2 separate regions of the Homo sapiens genome follow, and region 2 is linked to region 1. Evidence: chromatin contacts called from ENCODE Hi-C data. All regions are on one chromosome and are shown on one strand. The core of a region is the stretch at or near the end of the contact, and the rest is flanking DNA. Distances in the headings are between cores, read along the strand shown. Region 1 holds the start of EDF1 (endothelial differentiation related factor 1). Region 2 holds the start of LCN10 (lipocalin 10).

The links. Hi-C counts contacts between places; a loop is a spot of excess contacts on that map. Pooled maps may share reads with other maps.
Region 2: a pooled map shows a loop between it and region 1 (2.4-fold over the local background). The contact joins the promoter of LCN10 here to the promoter of EDF1 in region 1. A Hi-C loop is called at or near these places in 1 of 50 pooled maps.

What each region holds. Positions count from the first base shown.
Region 1 is chr9:136,865,058-136,869,643 of GRCh38, reverse strand. EDF1 (endothelial differentiation related factor 1) reads left to right here and starts at 3,336. Exons shown (of 5, transcript NM_003792.4): 1 at 3,336-3,463. The coding sequence starts at 3,386. RefSeq lists silencers at 3,035-3,344, 3,445-3,634.
Region 2 is chr9:136,741,085-136,745,302 of GRCh38, reverse strand. It overlaps LCN10 (lipocalin 10), which reads left to right and starts at 2,363. Exons shown (of 6, transcript NM_001001712.3): 1 at 2,363-2,516; 2 at 3,283-3,422; 3 at 3,942-4,051. The coding sequence starts at 2,400. It overlaps LCN6 (lipocalin 6), which reads left to right. Exons shown (of 7, transcript NM_198946.3): 4 at 23-133; 5 at 562-663; 6 at 939-964; 7 at 1,161-1,286. The coding sequence ends at 641. RefSeq lists a silencer at 2,859-2,958.

The sequences.
Region 1 (4,586 bases), core at 2,087-4,586:
TATTTTGGGAGGCTGAGGTGGGAGGATCACTTGAGCCCAGGAGGTTGAGGCTGCAGTGAGCCATGATTGTGCCACTGCACTCCAGCCTGGGCAACAGAGTGAGGCCCTGTCTCAAAAAAAAAAAAAAAAGAAAAAAAAAAGAAAAAGAAAAGAAAAAGAAAACTGAAGACAGGGATAGTCTTGAAAGAGCCAGAGGACATGCCACATTGTCACATAACCTGCTGGGGAACCAGGACACAAATGACTGATCACTGATTCTCACTGGCAAGGATGGAAGTTGGAAGACAATGGGATGACGTTTATACAATAGTGTATCCTTCAAACACAAGGGCAAAATAGAGACATTTTCAGTTAAATGAAAGATGAAACTACAGCAGATGGTACTAAAAGGACCGAAGAAAGGCTGGAGGGAAATTATGCCAGAGAGACACTAAGATCTGCAGATGGAAATGAAGAGACTTTTTTTCTCCAGAAGTCTTTGGAATTGTCTTTTCTCCATGCATGAAGCTAAATGGATAACTGGTAGACAGACTGGTGCAACATCTCCAGTGAGATACGAGAGGCTCACCAGACCCCCCAAAGCTGCTTCTTTGTATCAGCTGCTTTCCTCTGGGCCCGAAGTCGGAAGAATCCAGGAATAGGAGGGAGTGCAAACAAACGACCCCGGAGTGGGACGGACGGAGTGGGATGGAGTGGGACGGAGTGGGCAGTGAGGACAGCCTCACACAGACACCTGTATCCATCATGCCTTGGTGCAGGGAGTGCCAAGGACAGGGCACAAGTGACTTGTGGCATCAGGCCTGGACTCCCGATGGAGGGCCAGATGGGACAACGGCTGTCTTGGTGGACACCTGCAGAGGACAGCTAGATGTAGCTGTCCCCTCTCTCTCAGCCCAGGCTCACTACGGAGCTAGCTGAGCCCCACTTGCATGGGTCTCCCAGGCTCTGAAAAGGGCCTCCCAATGCGTTCATGAGATCAGGTGTTGGTTAAGTTTGTCATGTTAGGAGGCCTGAACTGCAGTGTTAACAAGGCTGCCTCTTTCCAGGCCAACTCCACCTTCATCACAATCTTCCTGGGGGCTGGTGGCACTGGAGTGACGATAAGCATTTTTGGCACACAACAAAGGGGGACTTGAGTGGAGATACATCCAGTCAGAGTTTATGGGATATTTTCTTTTTCTTTCTTTCTTTTTTTTGTTTTTCTGAGACAGCAGAGTCTTGCTCTGTCCCTAGGCTGGAGTGCAATGGTGCGGTGTCGTCGACTCACTGCAACCTCCGCCTCCCGGTTCAAGCAATTCTCCTGCCTCAGCCTCCTGAGTAGCTGGGACTACAGGCACGCACCACCATGCCCAGCTGATTTTTGTATTTTTAATAGAGACAGGGTTTCACCGTGTTGGCCAGGATGATCTCGATCTCTCAACCTCGTGATCCATCCGCCTCGGCCTTCCAAAGTGCTGGGATTACAGAAGTGAGCCACTGCGCCCGGCCACAAGAGATTATTTTCATTCAGTGGAAGCACATCCTTGCTGGCCGGCTGAGGCTGTTGAGTCCTTAGCCGAACGGAGCTTGGTGCTGGAAGTCGGCGGGAAACAGAGAAGCAAGGTTTGTATGGACGGAGCCATCAGTGTGTCCCCAAGGTTCTTCCAATCATCCGGTGTGAAAAACGGTAAGCAGAAGACTCAACTTCCCACTGCCTGGTTAGAATTACAGTTGTCTCCTCCGCGGAGTGCATTTGCTAATGCAGCATTTCCAATTTAATACAGCATTTATGTATGTTTTCTTTTTGGATGGAGACTGCATTTATCAGGTTCCTTGTTTGTGGAGCATCTATTCAAAGCCCGGAAGTCAATACTATGATTAGGGCCTGCGGTGGCTCAAGCCTGTAATCCCAGGCTTTGGGAGGCCGAGGCGGGAGGATCACGCGAGCTCAGGAGTTCCAGACCGACGAGCCAGGGCGGCACGGAGACCCCATCTCTACCCCACAAAATACAAAAATTAGCCAGGCGTGGGGGCCGCGCCTATAGTCCCATCGCTTGAGCGCAGGACGTCGAGGCTGCAGTGAGCTGAGATCTCAATGTTGTGCTCCAGCGTGGGCCACAGAGTGAGACCCTGTCTATAAAAATAAAAATCCTAAAAAAGTTGTTCAATGATAATGTATAATGACCTTTCTCATTATACAAAACGGCTGGAAAATAGGGTATTACAGAATTATTGTCATATAACATATACACTTTATACATTACAGAAAATAAACATCATGCAAAACCATTCATTTTTGCAACCGATGTTTTCACAGTTTTCCATTCTTTTTCTTTTTTTTTGAAACGCAGTTTCATTCTTGTTGCCCAGGCTGGAGTGCAATAGCGCGATCTCGGCTCACCGCAACCTCCGCCTCCCGGGTTCAACTGATTCTTCTGCCTCAGCCTCCCCGAGTAGCTGAGATTACAGGTGCCCGCCACCACGTCCGGCTAATTTTGTATTTTTAGTAGAGACGGGGTTTCTCCATGTTGGTCAGGCTGGTCTCGAACTCCCGACCTCAGGTGATACGCCCGCCTCGGCCTCCCAAAGTTCTGGGACTACAGGCGTGAACCACCGTGCCCGGCTTGCGTTCTTTTTCTTAAAGAGTCCCACCTGCGGATCACGAGATCAGGAGATCGAGACCATCCTGGCCCGTCTCTACTAAAAATAAAATAAAATAAAATAAATAAATTAGCCGGGCGTGGTGGCTGGCGCCTGTAGTCCCAGGTACTCGGGAGGCTGAGGCAGGAGAATGGCATGAACCCGGGAGACGGAGTGAGCCGAGATCGCGCCACGGCACCCAGCCTGGGCGATAGAGCAAGACTCCATCTCAAAAAATAAAAGTTAAAAAAAAAAAAGTGTCCCACCCCACGCTGCGTTTCGGGCCCCACGGCCCTGGTCCTCGAGCGCAGGTCCCAGCCGCGCAGGCGGCAAAACAAAGGGGGGCGGCCGCACGGCTAGAGCGGAGACCCCGCGCCCCCTCCGCCCGCGTGGCCCGGCCGGGGTGCGGGGCCCGGGGAGGCACGGGGGCTGCGCGTCGGGGCGCAGCCGCCGCCCGCGTGTGCTCGGAGGCCGCGGGGCCCGGGCTCCGGGGTCCTCCCGACCTGCAGCCCCAGCGGCTACCGCGCCTCGCCAGGCCAGGCCAGGCCCCGACGTCGCCTTCCCTACGTCGCCGGCGCCCGGCCACGACGTCCCTCAGACGAGCCGAACGCCGAATGGCCCCGAGCACGGGAAGTGCCCGCCCCCCGCGTGCAGCCAGCCAATGGGACGCCGAAAGCGGGGAGGTGCCGAGGGGACGTAGCGTCGCCGCGCCAGGTCTCTAGCAGCTGCCGCTGAGCCGCCGGACGGACGCTCGTCTTCGCCCGCCATGGCCGAGAGCGACTGGGACACGGTGACGGTGCTGCGCAAGAAGGGCCCTACGGCCGCCCAGGCCAAATCCAAGCAGGTGCTTTGCTGACTGAGGAGCGGCCGGGCCGGGCGGGGCGGACGCTGGGCCGGGGCCACGGACCGTGGGGCAGGGGGCTCGGGGAAGGGCAGGCGGGGCCTGGGACAGGGCGCAGGGGACGGGGACAAGGCTGGGGTGCCGGGGGCAGGACGGGGTTCGAAGGGCGGGGCGAATCGCAGGGGTAGGAGGACCGGGCCAGGACAGGGGTGGGAAGGTGGGGGGCGGACCCAGGAGGGGATGGACGGACCCAGGAGGCAGGGGGCGGGCGACTGGAGGAGGAGAGGAGCAGGGAACCGGACGGGGCAAGGGGCAGGCGATAGGGCCGGGACCAGTGCCAGGGTGGGGCGGGGAGGGGATAGGGGCAGGGACTGTTGGTGGGGACAGGTGTGAGGACAGAGGCAGGAGGTGGGGACGGGGACGGGGACAAGGCTGGGGGCCTTGTGTGAGGATAGGGGACAGAGAACCAGGGTGGGCACTGGGAACGGGGGCAGGGATGGAGATGGGGACAGGGCTTGGAAGAACAGGGTAGAGTGGGGTACAGGGCTTAGGACAGGGGTGGGGACTGGGGCAAGCAGCAGGAACCAGCGATGAAGGTGGGGAATTGGGGTTGGGATAGGGCTGGGGGCCATTGGACAGCAGTTGAGGGCCTGGGGCGGGAGACTGGGTGACGGGGCAGAGGTTAGTGACCTGAGTGGGAGCTGGGGACAGGGGGTAGGCTCCTCCCTGAGAGTTTTCTCTCTGCCTGGGACCTGCTTGGTTCTACTGGTCTCCGCTGGTCAGATACTGCCCAGGGAGCCTGCCTGGGTGCATCACAGGCTGTAGAGAGTGCCTGCTTCAGGGGACCCCATGAGCAGGTGGACCCTGTTGCACAGGTGGAAGATGGGCGTGCCCTGAACAGTACTTGTGGAAGGAGATTACCAATGTGGCTGATGGATCCGAGGGTCAGTTGTGAGTCTGATGTAATAGGGAGGACAGTTTAGTCACCGCCTCTGCCTCATTCGTACCCTCAGGTGGCCTAGGGCTGAAGCCTTTGAGGCCAGTTGGGCCAGGATGCGCTGGGGCTCTGGTGACAGGGATTCATTGGTCTGCCCTACCCTTACTGGTTGCACAGTCAAAACCAAAT
Region 2 (4,218 bases), core at 1,114-3,613, 120 kb after region 1:
GGCGGGGGGTTTTGTTTCCTAGCAATAGGCGTGCTGGAGCTCTGGGTGCTGGCCACCAACTTCAGAGACTATGCCATCATCTTCACTCAGCTGGAGTTCGGGGACGAGCCCTTCAACACCGTGGAGCTGTACAGTAAGTGTGCTGTGCGGGGCCCACGTAGGGAGCTGTGTGGTGCGTGGGCCACTCGGGGCCCACGTTGGGAGCTGTGTGGTGCGTGGGCCGCTTGGGGGCCGCGTGGGGAGCTGTGTGGTGAGTGGGCCGCTCGGGGGCCATGTGGGGAGCTGTGTGGTGAGTGGGCCGCTTGGGGCCACATGGGGAGCTGTGTGGTGAGTGGGCCGCTCGGGGGCCATGTGGGGAGCTGTGTGGTGGGTGGGCCGCACAGGACCACATGCAGGCCAAGTTCCCCCACCTTGAGGCTCGCTGCACTGGAGGTGGCTTTGGAAGGACCGGGGCCAGCATCCCAGGGCAGGTGGCCTCCTTCCTGACCCTTCCCAGCCCCTCCCCGGCCCCTCCCCAGCTCTCAGAGGTTGCTTCCCCCTGCACTGCCCTGGTGCCCCCAGGTCTGACGGAGACAGCCAGCCAGGAGGCCATGGGGCTCTTCACCAAGTGGAGCAGGAGCCTGGGCTTCCTGTCACAGTAGCAGGCCCAGCTGCAGAAGGACCGTGAGTGTCCACCGGAGCAGCCTCGGGGGAGGCTTGGGGCAAGTTCTGGAGCCCACAGGGCGTGATGGGGTGACAGAGACCCTGGGGTTGATTCTGGCTTCTGCCTGACTCAGTCGCCCTGAAGGAGTCAGGCAGGCTGAGGGGGTCTTCACCTGCCCCTGCCCAAAGTCAGGCCTGGGGGTCTTGTCCCCACGGCAGGCGAGTCTTGTGGGTGGGGCCCTGGGGTGCTGGGGGGCTCAGTCCTTTTTCACAGCCAGTCTTGCCTCCCCTTCTAGTCACCTGTGCTCACAAGATCCTTCTGGTAAGCCGCCATCCTGAGCCTCACCCTGGGCTCTCTTGGGGGAAGGGGGTGGGGGAGGCCACCCTACGCACAGTGGGTGGGAGGACCCTCTGCCCAAGCCCACGGGGTTCATGGCTCCACTGTCTCTAAGGCAGCTGAGGGTGTGGAGGAGCCTCCATGGTGGGCTGGGCCCCCTCACACTCCTCTTGGTTTTCAGTGAGTGCTGCGTCCCCAGTAGGGATGGCGCCCACAGGGTCCTGTGACCTCGGCCAGTGTCCACCCACCTCGCTCAGCGGCTCCCGGGGCCCAGCACCAGCTCAGAATAAAGCGATTCCACAGCAAACCAAGGATGCTTTTGACTGGGGGCCAGCCGGGGAATTGCGGGGAGGATGGCGGGGGTCGTCACCAAGGGCCAAGCCACAGAACCATAGAGCCAGCTGCAAAGAAGACGCGTGCCCAACCCAGTCCCTTGCCAGAGCCCCTCTGGGTCTTCAGACACCCAAACTCAGGCCCGGGCTCAGAGGCGGGGGCTGGTCAGAGGACACAGCCTGGGAGGAAGCCAGCAGTGAGCTCCACCAGGACCGCAGCTGGGGTGCCAGAGGCTCCAAGGACTGCCCAGGACAAGAGAGAGGTGGCTGGTGGGGCTCAGAGCAGCCCCTGACTCCCCAGGCTCAGGCTTCTCTGGGCTGGGGTTGTGTCTCTTGCCTGGGCAGGGGCAGGGACCCCAGACACCTGAGCCTGCAGGTCCTCCTGTGTTCTGATGGGTGTGGGGGGCTGCGCTGCCTGCCGTCCTGGGAGAAGCACAGGCCATGGGGGTCTCGGGGCTGGATGGGGGGCTGGGGACTGTGTGAGGCTCATGCTGGAGTGAGGCGAGGTGCACACAGATGCCTTGACCTGCAAGGCTGGGCATGCACACGCATGCACATGTGAGCACACACCCACACATGCACACACACACATTCATGGGCACGGGCACACAGCCCCGGCCCGCCCTTCGGCACCTGCTCAGGTGCTTGGTGCCAGGCCCTCAAGAAGGTGGTGGGGGCTGTGTGTGTGGCTGCCGCGCAGAGCTCACCATGTCCACATCTGCCCCAGAAGGGCCACGACCAGCCCTTTGCCTGTCACCTGGGAGGTCTAGGATGAGGGCCAGGGCTTAATGAGTCTCAGGGGCACACACAGTGACCCCAGGCCGGGCACTGAGGGCAGGAGGGTCCTGGGGCCTCAGAGGGGCCTCTGTCTGCCAGGGCAGCCCAGGCCAGCAGTGACCACCAGGTGGGGCAGTGCCGGCTTCCCTGGAGTGTCTGGGGGTGGTCCCTGGGCGGGGAGAGGGTAGCAGAGCCCAAGGCCACACCTGTTGCCTCCCTCCGCTCCCTCCCCTCCCTCCTCTCCCGACACAGGCTGGCGGCTCCAGAGAGGTTTAAACACTGGCCTTGGCGGCTGAGGGAGGAGGGTGAAGATGAGGCAGGGGCTGCTGGTGCTGGCGCTGGTGCTGGTGCTGGTGCTAGTGCTGGCTGCAGGGTCCCAGGTGCAGGAGTGGTACCCCAGGGAGTCCCACGCCCTCAACTGGAACAAGGTGAGCCATGTGCCACTGGTCCCTGAGCCGGGCGCCGGCTCTGGAGCTGGAGCAGGCTCCTGCACAGTCTCCCGGCAGCCGCCCAGGAGCAGGGCTACCAGCAGTTCCAGGCACGGGCGCTGCCCACCTGGCCTCTCCCACTGCAGCCTCCAGCACAGGGGCCCCGCAAGTTGCAGGGCAAAGGCAGGGAGCCTCGAGGGGGTTCGGGGGCCCAGGGGGGTCAGGGAGGGCCAGGGTGGAGGGGCCCAGAGAGCTGTGGCCGAGGAGGTCGGGAGACGCCCAGAGTGCAGAGTGGGTGTGGAGCAAGCGGGGCATATTCTGTAGCGGGAGGGCCCGGGCACCTGCTGAGTGAGCCGTGGGAGCAGCACTCATTGGCACGGCGGTGCCCAGGGCGCTAGGGTTGGCAGCAGGCAGAGTTGGGGGCCGGGGGCCGGCAGGAAGGGAAGTGGCCGAGCAGTACCCAGCCCCCAGGAGGCCATGTGGGAAGGAGCCGGGGCCTCTGAGGTAGGGGGCCTCCCACCTGCTGGCGCCCACAGCCCAGCCCTTTGCTGCCTGGGGTCCCTGACCAGCCGGGCACCTGCTTCTCTGCAGCCCTGCTCCAGTGGCCAGGGCTTGAGTGGCCGGGACCGAGGCGGCACCTGGGCGGAGCTGGGACTCCGGCTCACAGAAGGGTCATTTGTCTCCTGGGTTCTCTAGCTGGGAACCTCGGGGGTGGGGACAGCCCCCGGTGGCAGCTCCTGTCCCCGCCCACACATCCGCTGCGCAGTTTTCAGGGTTCTGGTACATTCTGGCCACTGCCACTGATGCCCAGGGATTCTTGCCGGCCAGGGACAAGAGGAAGCTGGGGGCGTCCGTGGTAAAGGTGAACAAAGTGGGCCAGCTCCGCGTGCTCCTCGCCTTCAGACGGTGAGTGGGCAGCGCCCCCCAGGCAAGGGTCTCCCCTTCCAGGAGGAGGGAGCTGCCTCGGGGCTGGAAAGGAGTCTGGGAGGAGCCTGTCTGTCTGGAAGTTCCACAAGAACCGTCCCCCCACTTCCTCCCCCTAAACTCAGAGGAAGCCACCTGCAGCCCCTGGGACCCCACATGGGTGGGTGTTGGGAGGAAGCTGCCTGCAGACCTTGGGACCCCACATGGGTAGGTGTTGGGAGGAAGCCGCTTGCAGCTCCTGGGCCCCACACGGGTGGGTGTTGGGAGTTTCTCTCGTGCCGTGGGACAGGCCCCAGTCCGAATTGGAAAATCCTCAAACCACAGAGCCTCAGATTGACACGAGTTGGATAGTGAAGCAAAAAACTGGGGACCTGGGGCCCCAACCTTCCCGGGTCCCACGGGAGCAGGGGCGGGACCGAGACGTGTGGGTGGGGCTCGGTGGCTGGCAGGCGGGAGGAGGGGTTCCCTGGTCTGCAGCCTGAGCCCCCGCCTTGGCCCCAGGTTGAAGGGGTGCCAGTCCCAGGAGGTGATCCTGAGGAAAGACGGGAAGAAGCCGGTGTTTGGGAACGCCTGTGCATACGCGGCGGGCCCGAGGGAAGGACAGGAGGGAGGTGTGCTTGGGCTCTGGGCCCTGGAGGAGCTGCGTGATATGCCTCTGACCCCCCTGTGCCTTGAGCAGGCCCCTTGTCCCCGAGAGCACGTGGCAGGCAGGCGTCAGGCTGGCTGTGTTCCCAGAGCCCACACGTCATGTGCTGGGCGGCCTGGCCCGGGAGGGGAG